Regions from separate parts of the Homo sapiens genome. Here region 1 is linked to region 2. Evidence: chromatin loops called from intact Hi-C (ENCODE). Cell type or tissue: heart right ventricle. All regions are shown on one strand. Each heading gives the region's core, and the rest is flanking DNA. Links, peaks and the distances in the headings are about the cores only. Region 1 has its middle 9.4 kb from the start of LINC02606. Region 2 has its middle 53 kb from the start of SLC25A33.

Region 1 (8,330 bases), core at 28-8,027, 48 kb before region 2:
CTGTGCCTGGCTTTTTTTTTTTTTAAGAGCTAGGGTCTGTCGCCCAGGCTGGGTGCAGTGGCTCTTCACAGGAGCAGTCATAGTTCACTGCAGCCTCGAACTCCTGGGCTCAAGTGATGCCCCCACCTTAGCCTGTAGCTGGGACTACAGGCATGCGTCACCACACCCAGCTTATGACTGTACGTTTTGATGGTTTCATGCAACAAAGGCTGCTCTTTGTCTTGGAAGAAACCAAGACAAGCATTTTATCCCAATGGCTAAAAAACTCTGACTGTCCTCCTCCACACCCTTGACAGAGGGCCATCTGCCAGTGATTGGGAATGCACTAGACAGCCCATCCTAATTTTGGACGGAATTAATTGTTAGAATCTGCTTTGTAACACTAGGCCAAATCTATCTCTTGTAAGTCCTGGTCTGGCCTTCAGGAGCTACACAGACCCAGTTCCTCCTCTTTACGGCGTTAAATATTTGACGATGGCCGATGGCCCTGGGCTCTGGGCCACCCTTATGAGGCCTCCAAGTCTTCTGTTCACAAATTGAACACCTTCCCCCAACAAAAAAGGTGTTTTTTTTCTTTTCTTAACGATGCTTTTATGAATATTCTTGTACATAAATCTCTTCATATTTGCCTTTGGATACATTTCTATAAATGAAACTTCTGGGACAAATGGTGCATTTTATAGTTTGTGCTATATATTTCCAGATTACCCTCCAGAATGGATGATTTTTTGCTTGTACGCCCACCAGCAATTTACAAGAGAGCCTGTTTCCCCACAGCTTACCCACCAACATGGGGAATTTTCATTCTTTTTAATCATTGCCAATCTGATAAGGGGAAATGATTATTTCATGGTTGCCTTAATTTTCATTTCTTTGATTATGAGTGAGATTGGACATGTTTTCCAACCACATCCTATACTTTTGCAATCGAGTTTTGGAGCTCAATGCAGGACCTAACATGTATTCCAGTTAAATTTTATCTTGTTGGATTCAACCAATCATTCCTTCCTGTTGAGATAATTTTGGACCTGACTCTGCAGTCCCAGCGTGTTGGCCTTCCTTCCCAGTCTGGTGTTATTTGCACAGTTGATAAGCAGTTATCTTTGGACTTATCCAAGTTGTTGACAGAATGTTAATGAGTGTAGGGCCAAGGACAGAACTGCTTGGCATTCCACTAGAGAAAGCCTTGGGACGACACTGTCCCATCTGCTGTGACAGTTCAACCTCACCATGCCTAGAAGCCTTCACCTGGGACACAGGGCCTGGGCACAAACTCCAGCCCTGGCCCTGATTAGCTGTGTGGCCTTGAGAAAGTGCTGTTGTCTCTCACTGAGATGTACTTTTGAGCTCTAGCAGCCTTTTTCTCACTATTCTGTGCATAAGAATTTCATGAGAAACGGTCAAATTGTTGTCAAAGGTCATGGCACTATCATAAAGTATTCACCCCATTTTCTAATTTAGTGGAAGCAACACAACAACAACCCTTTGTCATGGACATTGACCTCTGGGATCACCCTTCCTATGTGCTGGTCAACCATTTATTTGATTTTCTGCCCCAGAATTTTGCCCACAATCAACATGAGGTTCAACAGCCTTCAGTTTATCCAATTCACACATTTTTTTTTAAATACAGGGTTTTGGCCTCCTCAATTCTCCATGATTCCTCAAAGCACCCTGAGACGTCAGAAGTGCTCAGCACTCCCTGCCAGGGCTTGTTGGTTCTGTCGCCCTGGTTCAGTTTTCTGTCATATCAGGAAGGAGGAAGGGGGAAGGCCTCCTCTCCTCCAGGCATGGACAGAGGGCCAGAGTTCATTCACAGCTGTGGCAGCATTGAAAGGAAACGGGGGAAATGCTTAGTTTGGGGGGAAAGGGGCTTTGTGAGACTGACACATGGCAACTGCCCAAGTCACCAGCTGAAGAAACAGCTTCCATGGCCCTGCCAGAGGGACCTCTGGTTATGCATCATTCTCTCCAGCCCTGAGCTTCATCAAGAAAATAAGCATCAGCAATATCATCTCCAAGTGAAATGATAGCACATTATGTCACCTTTCTTTGAGTTCCTTCAACATCAAAATCAGACAAGACTGTTCCAAGGAGGGAGCAATAAACATTAACCCCATGTAACAGATAAAAGACTAAAAGAGAAATTAGGTAACTGATTTAAGTGACACAGGGAATCTGTCATAACTCTGCTGACATGGCTTCTTATCATGCCTGGAATGTAGTTATTGATTTACACCTTGTAAATTTCTCAGTACACGATGTACAAGTGGCCACTCCGTACTGTCTGTTCTTGTTTATTCAGACCAATAGTAAGAGTAATCATGAGAATATGCCAGGCACAGTGGCTCACACCTATAATCCCAGCACTTTGGGAGGTGGAGGCAGGAGGATTGCTTGAGCCCAGGAGTTTGAGACCAGCCTGGGCAACATGGCAAGGTCCTGTCTCTATATAAAATGTAAAAATTAGCTGGGTATGGTGGCACACTCCTGTGGTCCCAACTACATGGGAGGCTGAGGCAGCCGGATGGCTTGAGCCTGGGAGGTCAAGGCTGCAGTGAGCCAGGTTCACACCACTGCGCTCCAGCCTGGGCAACAGATCAAGATCCTGTCTCAAAAAAATAAAAATAAAAAAATAAAAAAATAAAAAAATTTATATATATATATATATAATAATGATAATAAAGGCTGCTATGGTTTGTTGATTTGTTTGTTTTTGCTTTTTTGAGACGGAGTCTAGATCTGTCACCCAGGCTGCAGTGCAGTGGTGCGATTTGGCTCACTGCAACCTCGCCTCTCAGGTTCAAGCAATTCTTCTGCTCAGCCTCCCAAATAGCTGGGATTACAGGCACATGCCACCATGCCTGGCTAATTTTTGTATTTTTAGCAGAGATGGCATTTTGCCATGTTGGCCAGGCTGGTCTCGAACTCCTCACCTCAAGTGTTCTGCCTGCCTCAGCCTCTCAAAGTGCTGGGATTACAGGCGTAAGCCACTGCGCCCAGCCAAGGCTGCTATGGTTTGAATGTTGGTATCCACTCTACAACTCACGTTGAAGCTGATCCCCATGGCAGTGGCATTGAGAGGTGGGGCCTTTATAAAGGAGCCTGAGGGAGTGCGTTTGGCCCCCTCGCCCTCCTGCTTTCTGCCACCTGAGGATGCAGCAAGAAGGCCCTCGCCAGACACCGAATGCCAGCACCTTCATCTTGGACTCTCCCAGAACTCTTGAGAAGTGAACCTGTATTGTTGATAAATGACCCAGTCTGTGGTATTTTGTTAGAGCAGCACAGATGGACTAATACAAAGGCTGGAGATCCTTACTGAGCCCTTGCTACGTTCTCAGTGCTTTGCAGAAATGAACTGTTTCCTCTCACACACCCCTGACGTAGGTGCTGGCCTCATTCCATTTTTTATAGATGAGGAAATGGAGGCACAGGAGAGAGGCTAAGTAACCTGAACTGAGGTTCACCCTCCTCCCCTCCAAGCCCAACCCTGCTTAGCTTCCAAGATGAGACAAGATCTGGCACGTTCAGGGTGCAATGGCCATAGACAGGTCACCCCTCTTCTAAAGGGCAGAGCTGGGGTTTGAACTCAGGCAGTCTGACTCCATGGTTCAGGCTCTGAATGGTAATGTTCTGCTGCTTCTGTAAATAAATGAGGATAAGAAAGGAATAATTGGAAATGATTTCTCCCCCAAACTGTGAAACTGCATTGCAAACAGTGGTCTCAGCTACTAAGGAGTAACAAACAGCTCTTTCATCTCCTGAAAGAACTGCGTGCAAAGGAAGGAGTGAGGAGAGAAGGGACATCCAGAGCCTGAAGAACCTGTAACTTGAGTGCACAGCCTCTAAGTAATCCCAAGTGGACCGTGTGAACCTGCAGTCAGTGTCTGTGGCCACGAGGCAGAACACACAAACACCAGGCCCCAAGATTTCTCACCAAGATCGTGTCATGAGACAGGACCTCGCTGCCCAGCCCCCGCCTCCCAATAACAGGATTACGAGGCTGAGTGCGGTTACTGCTGGCACAGCGAGCCACAGATGTAGCCAGGACTGGGCGCCAATCGACGGATTCCCAATATTGTCTTCCAGTTGCTAGACTACGCTGCTTTCCAGTACATTATTTGGAATATAAAAACTAAAATGTAAGTAAAGCATTTTCATACAAATAATTTCAACCGCAACAAGGCAATTGGCTTCTGATTAAGTTGGCAAGAAGAGGTAATGAACTCATTCCGATTGACATATTTGGAGATTCTCTTGCCAAATCCAATTGGCAGCTTCATAATTATGGAAACGTCCATGTTATTTCCACTCAACCAGGGTTAGGGCTGCTGGTATCTGATTCAATGTTTACTTCATGAATGAGGTCAGTTCCCAGCACAGCTGGGGTTTCGGCAAAGGAGTCAGCAAACAGCATTCCCACTAGAATCTGACTGGCGTTTGTCACAACTTCCAGGGCAACCTTCCCCCAGCTCCCCCAGGTCAGCTGCTCTCCCTAGCATTGTCTGTGGTCCGGCTCCTCTCCCTGTAGAAGCAGACTCAGCCTCGACATGATGAGGTCACATGCAAGCTTCCCCTGGCACAGTGGTTCATTCTTCAACCTGCCCCCTTGGTATTGCAACACCTCGCTCCTGGACAACCCCCGCGCACCATGAGCTTCACGCTGCCAGGAAATGGGGTAGGGTTTTAAGAATTATTTATCCCAGGATGGTTCCACGTGTGTGGTATGAGAGTGACTCAGAGTGCCATGGAAGCCATCTCCAAAGGTAATGACTTCCCATAGGTCAGAGTGTCCTTTCAGCCAGCTCCCCACACTGATGAAAACAAAAACAAAAGTCGCAAGTACTCAGAGCACTCATGAAGAACACACATTCATGGAGTGACCATCTGTGAGTTCACAGAGTTCCTGGGGAGACTCAGGGCAGAAGGGAAGGGCGGCACCCCACAACAATGCCAGGGGTCTAGCTCCCAGTGGCTCGAAGCTGCAAAGGGCTGGAGTGTCACTGACCTGTTTGTTGAAGTCCTGAGCTATTGCCATAGGATAGCGGCATCAAGAAAGTGCACAGTCAGAGTCTGAAGCAGCTATCTCTGCCCTGGCAGCAATTTCCCTACGTGAGCACAGTAAGCTAGGAGGAGGCTAAGCATGATTTGGTTTGGATCTCAAAATAATCGTGGGCATCATATGATGTGATGACTTTTGCCTAAGAAAATCTGAAAAGAGCCATGGAGAAAAAGAATCTGGAGTGGGAGATGGTTTAGGCATTGGAGGCAAAGGCAGATTCAAGAAGAAACTTCCTCTGCCCCAGTGTTGACAACCAGACTGATGGCCACGCCCCACGCTTTCCCAATAGGAGAACAATGAGACTGAAGGCAGTTGATGTGAACACAAGAATCAACAACGTAGAGGAGACACAGTCCCAGGTGTAAAGAGGGGAGCTGTCTCTCCCTGTGGCCTCAACAGGAGGAGAGGGTTGTCAGTCTAGGATGAAGACTCACTGTCTCGTCCTAAGGGTCAGTCCACCTGCCATAGGAGATTTCGGAACACCTCTCCTCACTTGAGGGTCGACATGCTGTAGGGTCCATGGGGCCCACTGGACAGTCACAGTCCCAGCTCACTTCTCCCACTGGCTTTCCTCAGGAGCTCACACTACCTGTCTCAGCCCCAAGATGTTCCTTCTGTCTGCTCCTGTTCCTGACTCAAACATGTGTTGTTTGCCGTCAATTCTGTACCCCGTTTTATCAACATTGTCATTGTTACATCATCTTATAATGTTTATTTTGTTTGTTTGTTTTTGAGATGGAGTCTCACTCTGTCACCCAGGCTGGAGTGCAGTGGTGGGATGACAGCTCACTGCAGCCTTCAGCTCCCAGGCTCAGGTGATCCTCACACCTCAGCCTCCCAAGTTAGCTGTAACTACAGGTGCACACCACCACCCTCAGCTAATTTTTTTTGTATTTTTTGTAGAGACAGAGTTTTGCCATGTTGCCCAGGCTGGTCTCGAACTCCTGGGCTCAAGCAGTCTGCCCTCCTTCGCCTCCCAAAGCACCGGGCTCACAGGCATGAGCCACCACACCCAGCCTCATTTTATAATCTTTTAAAATTATTTTTTCCCTTGAATATTCTTTGGGAAGTTTTTGAAGATATGGCTCTGACTTAGCCTGTTTTGTGCTGCTCCAGCAGAATGCCTGGGACTAGGTAATTCATAATGAACAGAAATGTATTTCTCACAGTTCTGAAGGCTGAGAAGTCCAAGATCAAGGCGCCAGCATCTGGCGAGGGCCTTCTTACTGCATCATCCCATGGCAGAAGACGGACGGGCAGGAGTGGGTGGGAGAGAAAGACAGACCAAAGGGGGCTGAACTCGTTGCTTTATAAGGAACCCACTCCTGAAATAATGGCATTAATTCATCATCCATTAAACACCTCTGAAAGGTCCCACCTCCCAACATCTCCATATTAGGGATCAAGTTTCCAACACATGGATGTTGGGGGACACATTCAAACCGTAGCAGGCACTAAACCAAGCTCTTTTCTTCCCCCTCCCTGGCCTCATGACCTTTGCTGTCTACCCACTTGGCACAGCTGCACTGGCCGCCCTGCTGATGCCCATCCACACCAGAGACACACCCACCTCAGGATCTTGGCACATGCCCTTCCCTCCAGCAGGAACACTCTTGAGGCCATCCCCACAGCTCCCTCCCTTCCTTTCAGGCTTGACTGACATATGCCCCCTCCCCAGGCACTTGCATGCATGTTCTTCCACACGTGATTCCCCCAGCTTCTATCCCCATCTGAAATAGCACATTACTTGTTCCTTATCTGCCTCCCCCTCTGGAGTGCCAGCTCTGCCTGGCAGGGATTTTTGACTCTCGCCTACTGCCACAGCCTGGTGCCAGCACAGTGCCAGGCATGTCCACCCTGCAGCATTTACTGAGTGCCCACTGCACACCAGGCACTAGTCTTGGATGCTTTTGCAAATGTTTCTCCAGTGATGGAGGAACTAAACTTCTTTAAACTCAAAGGAATCGTTGTGTCTTCTGATTCCTCCGAGAGCTTTGAGGAGCTGGGCCGATGCAATGTCACTTTGCTGTCTCCCTCCACCCCGCTGCCCTTCTGACTTCATATATCAGCTTTCCCAACAGATGTGGGAAAGTGGGGTCATTCCCAGGAAAGGCAGAGCCTTCCATGACTTAGGAACCCAGGTGTTTGCTCCACTGGGGCCAATTGCTCCTGGCTTTTTCTGAGCTCCTAGGAGGAAATGCATCTGAAATGCCGTCACCCTCCCCTGATCATTAACAGAGCTCTTGAACTGGCGGAGTTGTCAGCGAGGCAACCACAGGCAGGCAGGCAGCCATCGCACCGGCTTTGCAGAGAGGGCTGGAGAGCTGATGCCCATGCCACGGGAAAGGGCCGGCGCCTGAGCCAAGAGCCTGACTGGAAAGTGTGTGTAAGGGACACCTGGAGGAAGCAGGGGCCTCCGGCGCCTCCTCCACCGACTGGAACCCGTGGTGCTCACCCGCTCGCCCTGGGGGCTCACTACCCTCCCTGCCCAGAGATACAGTGGGGCTGGCGGCTCACCAGGCTTTGTGATCCCAATGCTCACGAGTGTTCTCCCAACAAATTGGAACTTCTTTTCTTTCGTCTCATTTGAAAAAGTCTTTTGTGAGCTGGCAAGTGACCCCAAAGTAACCTCTCTATTCCTGTCGGAAGGGAAAATATTTCCAGATCAGAGAGACTACAGCACCAAGCCTTGGCCTATATGAATACTTGATTATGCCTCCTGAGCACAGTCTCCTGAGCTTGTGCCAGTCAGTTTCAGAAATGAGCTCTGGCTGGGGGCGGGGGCTCACGCCTGTAATCCTAGCACTTTGGAAGGCCAAGACAGGAGGATCACTTGAGCTCAGGAGTTCGAGACCAGCCTGGGCAACATGGTGAGACTCTGTCTCTACAAAAAAAAAAAAATTTTTTTTTCAATTAGCCAATATGCTGGTGCACACCTGTAGTCCTAGCTACTTGGGACACTGAGGTGGGAGAATCACTTGAGGCGGGAGGATTGCTTGAGTCTGGGAGGTCAAGGCTGCAGTGAGCCGTGATCACACCACTGCACTCCAGCCTGGGCGACAGTGAGGCCCTGTCTCAAAAAAAAAAAAAAAAATCAAGAGGTTTATTATTTGCCCCATCAAGTATTTTAAGACCGAAGCTTCACATTCTCAAGGGTATGATGTCATGAAATTCCCACGTATGACCACATTTTGAAAAACAGTCATTGTGTTTTGGAAAGTGAGAGGGTTAGCCTATAATGTGGAAGATAAACTCCTAAAGTGGAAGT
Region 2 (8,330 bases), core at 228-8,227:
TAAGACAATTGTAGAGAAAGGTAAGCATGCCAAGTGAATCTGCCTAAGGGCAGGGCTTATGGTCTAGGTTGTTCTGGGACTGGGTGTGGTGGCCCATACCTGTAATCCCAGCACTTTGGGAGGCTGAGGTGGGAAGATCATTTGAGACTAGGAGTTCAAGACCAGCCTGGGCAATATAGTGAGACCCTGTCTCTATTTATATTTTTTTAATATATTTTTTCAAAAGGTTATTTTGACCTAAAGGCAGGATTTACCGAAAGTACATGTTCTTACGCAAGAGCAGTAGACAAAATAAAAATCTCAGAGGCGTTCCTGGAACTGGTGATAATCAGAAGTCAACACAGCGGGTTAGTGTCCTAGACAGGTCTGCTTCGGCCTGCACACAGGCATTGTTCTAAGTATGTTCCAGATGCTAAGTCGCTTAATTCTCATAAAGGCTTTACGAGGCAGGCACTAGTATTACCACATTTTATAGATACAAGGGCACAGAGAGGTTAAGCAGCCTGCCCGGGTCACACTGCTGCTAAGTGGCAGAGCGACATTTGTACCCCAGCACTCAGGCTCCAGGCCCTGCTGTTAGCCACCGACAAGGCTGCCTCTGCTGATGGAGGGGCTCTCCAGCTGAGCAAGGGTGGCCAAGCCTGAGCCAGCTGCTGGGACACTCGGGAAGTGACACAGGCATATCTTCACACCAAGGAGCACACTGGGAGCACCCTGCTCAGCCAAGCAACCCTGAAGTCAGAGGCCGGCCGAGCCAAGGGGCTCCAAAGGGAGCTATGAACTCCCGGGCTGGACCGCTCTGTCTTTGTTCACAGCCTTCAAGGGAGAGCTCCAAGGACCATGTGAGTCCCTGCAGGGGAGCCATGGGAGGTGGCCTCCCCTCCCCAGAAAACAAGGTTTGGTGCCTGCCCTTGAGTGAACAGTTCGTCCCTGAAGGAAAAACAAAACAATAACATTCAGCTCTGGGTAAAAGATGTTCCCACTGCTACTCCACCAGGGAGAGAGAGTGCACTCATGAGAAGGGCTCGCTTTTGTAGGAGCAGGTACATCTTTTTCCTGGCCTGGAGCCCGTTACAACCACGTCATAAACGCCATGCCAGAGAGGGTGCCCTGCACTGGCCCCACACGGCCCACGTCACCTCTCCCAGAGGGCTGGAGAGCGAGCAGCGACATGGGAGGCTCCGGCAGGTCCTGGCCTTAAGGGTCACCGGCTCCCTGTGACAGCTGACTCCACTCCTGGGAAGAGGAACAGGAGAAATCCTAGAACCAGGAGCCGATCCCATCCACGTGGTCTCTGCCCTCAGAAAGAGGCAATGCTGGAGAGAGGCATCCCCCTCCAGGATGGAAACCACAAGAGCCCCAATTTCTGTCTGTCCTGTTTGCCACTGGGTGTCTAAAATACCACTGGGTGTCTAAAATACCATGTCACAAAGCCTCCACAATTTTTCTCTAAAGGATTCGATGTGAGAAGCTTAGGCTTTGCAGTTCACCAGTCTCAGTGCAAATCCTCCACTCTGCCATTGGAGAGCACACACTGCCTATAGCTTCTGAACAGATGAAGCCTTGTCCCAATCAAACCTTATATATGGACACTGAAATTGGATTTTCTTTTTTCTTTTCTTTGAGACAGAGTCTCACTCTGTCATCCAGGCTAGAGAGCAGTGGCATGATCTCAGCTCACTGCGATCTCCGCCTCCCAGATTCAAACAATTCTCTTTCTCCTGCCTCAGCCCCCTGCGTAGCTGGAATTACAAGCACCCACCACCATGTCCAGCTAATTTTTGTATCTTTAGTGGAGACGAGTTTTCACCATGTTGGCCAGGCTGGTCTCGAACTCCTGACCTCAAGTGATCTGCCCACCTTGGCATTCCAAAATGCTGGGATTACAGGTGTAAGCCACCAAACCTGGCCTGAAATTTGATTTTCATATCATTGTCAGATGTCATGAACTACTACTCCTCTTTTTTTTTTTTTTTTTTTTTTGAGATGGAGTCTTGCTCTGTTGCCCAAGCTGTAGTGGTGTGATCTCGCCTCATTACAACCTCCGCCTCCTGGGTTCAAGCGATTCTCCTGCCTCAGCCTCCCGAGTAGCTGGGATTACAGGCATGTGCCACCACACCCAGCTAATTTTTGTATTTTTAGTAGAGATGGGGTTTTGCCATGTTGGCCAGGCTGGTATCAAACTCCTGACCTCAGGTGATCTGTCTGCCATGGCGTCCCAAAGTGCTGGGATTACAGGCAGGAGCCACTGCGCCCAGCCATGAACTATTGTTCTTCTTTTGATTTATTTTCCCAACCATTAAGAAAAGTATAAATTTGGCCGAGCGCAGTGGCTTAACCTGTAATCCCAGCACTTTGGGAGGCTGAGGCTAGAGGGTTGCTTGAGCTCAAGAATTCAAGACCAGCCTGGCCAACATGGCAAAACCCCATCTCTACTAAAAATACAAAAATTTAGCCCAGCATGGTGGTGTGCGCCTATAGTCCCAGCTACTCAGGAGGCTGAGGCAGGAGGATCACTGGAGCCCAAGAAGCAGAGGTTGCAGTGAATCAAGATCGCGCCACTGCACTCCAGCCTGGCAACAGAGTGAGACCCTGTCTCAAAAAAAAAGTAAAAATCGTCCTTTGCTTGCAAGTTGTACAAAAACAGGCAGCAGGAGGGATTTGGCCTGCAAGCTATAGTTTGCTGACCCCTAACCCCTGATTTTGTGGCCACAGCCCCATGGGATCAAACCCAAACAGAAGGCTCCCAGTGCTCTGCCAATCAGGGATCCCCTGCCCCTCTGCATGGACCCCCATCTAACAACTGCAATTCTCAGTTTGCGCCTCTCCTGTGGGCTCTCGGGATCACCTTGCCCCTCACTTTCCAGCACTCACTTGTTTTCTGAGACTCAGTTCCCGTGTCTCAGGCTCTGGGAGCCCTCTCTGGATACCCTGTAGGGTTCTGATGCACCTCTCTTTACTGCCCAAGCCCCAGCAACTAACCCCTCAATGAACTTGTTGCCAAGTCTGATGGTGGCGGTTTGTTACTCAGCCTCCTCCAATGGCCCGGAAGCTACTGGAGGGCCAGGCGTGGGGCCCTCCAGCTCCCTCTCCCAGTGCTTGGAACGTGGTAAATGCTCTGTAAGTGCTCGTTGGGATCCTCTGTCCATCCCACTCCCTTCTCCTCTTCCTCTTCCTCCTCCTCCAAGTCTCTCAGCCTCTAAGATTGGCTGGCGCAGAGCTCAAGGCCAGAGTCTTGTTTTCTCCACCCACCTTCACATCCTAAGTGAACTCTCCCCAACTCAGGGCTCTAACGCCATCTACGTGGTGACAACTCCCAGACATATATCTCCAGCCCCAACTTTTCCCATGAACCCCAGATGATCTGGAATGTTTTCAGCCACTCTTAAGGTTGGCTTCAACTACGAATGCTGAATAGATAAAGGAGGCCATTGGCCTGAAACTGGTACACATGAGGGCAAATCAGAAGTGTTGAGGCATCATGACCCCATGGGACAGAGGAATTAGAGAAGTCAAAGAAACTGTCCCAAAAGAAACCAGTCAAATGGGGCCGGGCGCAGTGGTTCACGCCTGTAATCCCAGCACATTGGGAGGCCAAGGCAGGTGGATCACCTGAGGTCAGGAGTTCAAAACCAGCCTAGCCAACATGGTGAAACCCCATCTCTACCAAAAATACAAAAATTAGCTGGGCATGGTGGCGGGCGCCTGTAATCCCAGCTACTCAGGAGGCTGAGGCAGGAGAATCACTTGAACCCAGGAGGCAGAGGTTGCAATGAGTTGAGATCGCACCACTGCACTCCAGCGTGGGCGACAGAGTGAGACTCCATCTCAGAAAAAAAAAAGGAAGAAGAGAAACCGCTCAAATATGTGTCAGCTCGGACCAGAGACCAGAAGCCCACTGACTGCTTACCCCTAGTATTCCTAGAGCCTCCCACCTCATCTGGTTGCTCCTTCCTCCTTTGACCCCGGCGGGATGAAGATGCTCTCTGGCTATTCCGCCATCTGTTATTTGAGACTCTCCTAGGAGGAGCAGAAGGCAGGCGTGCTGGTCCTCTTCACTGAACTCGCCTCCCAGCCTGTGTTTCAGGGCCAGAGCCCTGTCCACAGCCCAGAAGACCGAGGCTGCAAACCCACACAAACGGGTAAAAGAGGCAGAGAGCCTGGAGATGAAACATCCAAGTTGGGGAAGAGGTGGTCACTCCCGACAGAACAGATCCTGAGACTTGATCTTGTAAAATGTTGACTATATCAAGCAATGGAGTGTTTCCAGGGCCCTTGGGAGACCATTATTCTCCTCAATGGGTTTTTGGCCCAGAAATCCTCTTGAACCTCAGCCTATCACTTCCTTTTCATAACAGCACTTCATTCCTCCTCCTCACATCCTCCCAGACTCTCCCCAACTTCTCCTTCCATCTGGACCCTTAACATCAGCCAGCATGAGGCCACGTCTCCCCCAGGACTGTGCCACAGCCAAGCTGTCATTTCATCTCTCCCCATAATTAGGCCCTACAACCTCTCCATCACTTTTATTGCCTTTTCTCCTCAAACTTTCCTCCAAAGTCATCATTGAATTCCATACGGAAAGACCCGAAAGAAAGGGAAGGCCCCCGATAAGAAGCATCCTCTTTTTTCCAGGGTTGCTTTTTGGTGCGAGTACTTCTCATCAGCCTGATTACAGACGCGGCTGTGGCCAGATGGAGAATGTTTGCAATACTCGTGGGTTTCTGTTCAGTCTGAGCCTGAATCCAGCCTGAATTTTCTCCCCTCTTTCTGGCCCGCGTTTCTGCCCTCTCCGGATCTTCTCTGTCAAGCCGCAAGAGGAGACTGCTGCCTGTTATGTCTCTGTTTCTGCCCCAAGAACATTCCATCTGAGAGCAGAGCCAGGAGCCCAGTGGGGAATCTTGGAGCCCTGAGTCCATTCCCACCACCTCCTCCGGTCACTCCAGCATCCTAGGCCTCCTGTAAATGTCAGTGGAGGCCAGGCACGGTGGCCCACGCCTGTAATCCCAGCACTTTGAGAGGCTGAAATGGGAGGATCACCCAAGGTCAGGAGTTCAAGACCAGCCTGGCCAACACAGTGAAACCCCATTTCTACAAATAATACAAAAACTAGCCAGGTGTGATGGTGAGCACCTGTAGTCCCAGCTACTCGGGAGGCTGAGGCAGGAGAATTGCTTGAACCCTGGAGGCAGAAGTTGCGGTGTGCCAAGATAGCGTCACTGCACTCCAGCCTGGGTGACAGAGCGAGGCTCTGTCTCAAAAAAAAAAAAAAAAGTCAGTGTAGCATCTCCCATGTGCCAAGCACTGCCGGGGAGCTTTACCACATTATCTCATTCCATAAAAAAAAAAAAAAAAATCTAGGTTTATATTTTCCTTTTATTTTTCCTTTTTGTTTCTTCTTTTTGAGACAGGGTCTCACTCTGTTACCCAGGCAGGAGTGCAATGGTGCAATTACAGCTCACTGCAGCCTCCACCTCCTGGGCTCAAGCGATTCTCCCACTTCGGCTCCCCCGGGTAGCTGGGACCACAGGTGCACGCCACCACACAGTCCCAGCTACTCAAGAGGCTGAGGCAGGAGAATTGCTTGAACCCAGGAGGCAGAGATTGCAGTGAGCTGAGATCGCGCCACTGCACTCCAGCATGGGGGACAAAGCGAGACTCCGTCTCAAAAAAAAGGTTTTTTTTATTTTTTGTAGAGATGGGTTTTACCATGTGGCCCAGGCTGGCCTCGAATTCCTGGGCTCAAGTGATCTTCCAGCCTCAGCCTCCCAAAGTGCTGGGATTACAGACATGGGCCACCACACCCAGCCACCTTAACCATCTTTTTTTCTTTTCTTTTTTTTTTTTTTTTTGTTGAGACGGATTCTCACTCTGTTACCCAGGCTGGAGTGCAGTGGTGCAATCTTGGCTCACTGCAACCTCCACTTCCCGGGTTCAAGCAATTCTCCTGCCTCAACCTCCCAAGTAGCTGGAACTACAGGCATGCACCAATGCCCCCAGCTAATTTTTTTGGTATTTTTTTAGAGACAGGGTTTCACCATGTTGGCCAGGCTGGTCTTGAACTCCTGACCTCGTGATCCGCCCGTCTCAGCCTCCCAAAGTGCTGGGATTACAGGCATGAGACACCGCACCTGGCCCTACCATTTTTAAGTGACACCAATATTGCTGGCCTGAGCAAAAGGAAGGATGGGGCTGCCAGGAGCAAGGATAGGGAAGTCTGGGAGGAGCAAGTTTCCACCAGGCAAACGGAAGTGGCCTTGCAGAAGTTAGGTATGAGCTTCTCAGTGGGCCTTCTGTGGAGAGGCTGAGGAGCCAGCTGGGCATGGAGTCTGCAGTAAGGGGACACTTGGGGCTGGACTGATGACTGGGTGTTACTTAACAGCCTGAGACCTGCTGAGAGCACCTGGGAGTGAGCTGACCAGCAGAGAAGCAATCTAAGGACATGTGAGCATCAGTAAGCCAGCAGCAGACTGAGAAGGAGCAGTCAGGGAGGCAGGAGGAGGATCCAGAGTGCTGTGGTCCCAGAAGACAGGAAGGACGTGCAGAAGAATAGGAAGGCTGGGCGCGGTGGCTCACACCTGTAATCTCAGCACTTTGGAAGGCCGAGGCAGGCAGATCACTTGAGGTCAAGAGTTCGAGACCAGCCTGGCCAACATGGCGAAATCCCATCTCTGCTAAAAATACAAAAATCAGTTAGGTGTGGTGACGTGCGCCTATAATCCCAGCTACTTGGGAGGCTGAGGCAGGAGAATCGCCTGAGCCTAGGAGGCGGAGGTTGCAGTGAGCCAAGATTGCACCACTGCACTCCAGCCTGGGCAACAAGAGCAAAACTCTGTCTCAATTTAAAGGAAAAAGAAGGAGAAGGAGAAGAAGGAGAAGAAGAAGAGGCATTTGTTTGCTAGTCGAGGAAGACCAGGGCTGAGGCAGGGTCACTGGCGAGCTGGACAGGGCTGATTTCAGGGGAGCAGTGAGGGCAAGCGGCTACCCAGAGGAGGTTTCAAGGCCTGCCCCTCACCATGGTTCTAGAAGGAATCCTCAGACGTCCTACCCACCTCCCTGGCCGAATGGCGGCTCCTGCATTTCAGTCTATTTTTTCAAACCCTCACCATTTTTACCATATTCTAAAGTGCGTAATTCGCTGGTTTTTAGCATATTCTCAATGCGGTGTCATCATCGCTACTGTGTAATCGCAGAACACTCTCATCACACTGAAAAGAGACCCCGTACAACAGTCATTCCCCATCCCCACCTCCCCAGCCCTGGGCAACCACGCATCTATTTTCTGTCTTTACCAATTCGCCTGCTCAGAATATTTCATATCAATGGAATCATACGATATGTGGCCTTTTGTGTCTGGTTAGCATCATGTTTTCAAGGTTCATCTATGTATCAGTATTTCATTCCTTTTTATAGGTGAATAGTATTTTTTTCTCTTCTTTTCTTTTCTTTTTTTTTTTTTTTTTTTTTTTTTTGCAACAGAGTCTCGCTCTGTCCCCCAGGCTGGAGTGCAGTGGCACACAATCTCAGCTCATTGCAATCTCTGCCTCCTGGGTTCAAGCAATTCTCCTGCCTCAGCCTTCTGAGTAGCTGGGACTACAGGTGCACGCCATCATGTCTGGCTAATTTTTATTTTTAGTAGAGATGGGGTTTTACCATGTTAGCCAGGCTGGTCTCAAACTCCTGACCTTAAGTGATCCACGTGCCTTGGCTTCCCAAAGTGCCGGGATTACAGGCATGAGCCACCACGCCCGGCCTGAACAGTATTTCACTGTGTGTGTTTTTAAAAATCTACACATTCTAGACCAGGCATGTTGGCTCACGCCTGTAATCCCAGCACTTTGGGAGGCCCAAGATGAGCAGATCACCTGAGGTCAGGAGTTCAAGACCAGCCTGACCAACATGGTGAAACCCCGTCTCTACTAAAAATACAAAACTTAGTCGGACCTGGTGGTGCACACCTGTAATCCCAGCTACCCGAGACGCTGTGGCAAGAGAATCACTTGAACCTGGGAGGCAGTGAGCTGAAATCACACCATTGCACTTTATCCTGGGCAACAAGATCGAAACTCCGTCTCAAAAAAAAAAAAAGAAAAGAAATCTACACATTTCATTTATTTATTTGTTGATGAATATTTGAGTTGTTTCCACTTGGGGGCTATTATGAATAATGCTGCTAGCTGCAAGTTTTTGTGCCAACATAGTTCTCAATTCTCTTGGGTATATACCTAGAAGTGGAATTTCTGGGTCATATGGTAACTCCATGTCCAGCTTTCTGAGGAACTGCCAATCCATGGGCCATGCAATCCATTTTACTGTCCCCATAGCAATGT

The links. A loop is a pair of places that touch in the nucleus more often than their neighbours do. Peaks named below come from ENCODE experiments on the same cell type or tissue, not always from the same donor. Only the 100,000 strongest peaks of a DNase experiment are listed, where the experiment ranks them.
Region 1: a loop joins it to region 2, with 2.4 times the contacts of the local background. A loop is called at or near these places in 4 of 110 quality-filtered maps.

What each region holds. Positions count from the first base shown.
Region 1 is chr1:9,434,230-9,442,559 of GRCh38, forward strand. It overlaps the pseudogene RNA5SP40. Among named protein-coding and RNA genes, the nearest start is that of LINC02606, 9.4 kb to the left of the region's middle. In heart right ventricle, for the core only: no CTCF peak of the experiment used is centred there; DNase peaks (open chromatin) are centred at 4,032, 4,512, 6,760, 7,386 and 1 weaker place; H3K27ac peaks cover 7,697 bases.
Region 2 is chr1:9,482,245-9,490,574 of GRCh38, forward strand. No RefSeq gene overlaps it. Among named protein-coding and RNA genes, the nearest start is that of SLC25A33, 53 kb to the right of the region's middle. RefSeq lists a silencer at 592-792. In heart right ventricle, for the core only: no CTCF peak of the experiment used is centred there; DNase peaks (open chromatin) are centred at 1,101 and 4,734; H3K27ac peaks cover 394 bases.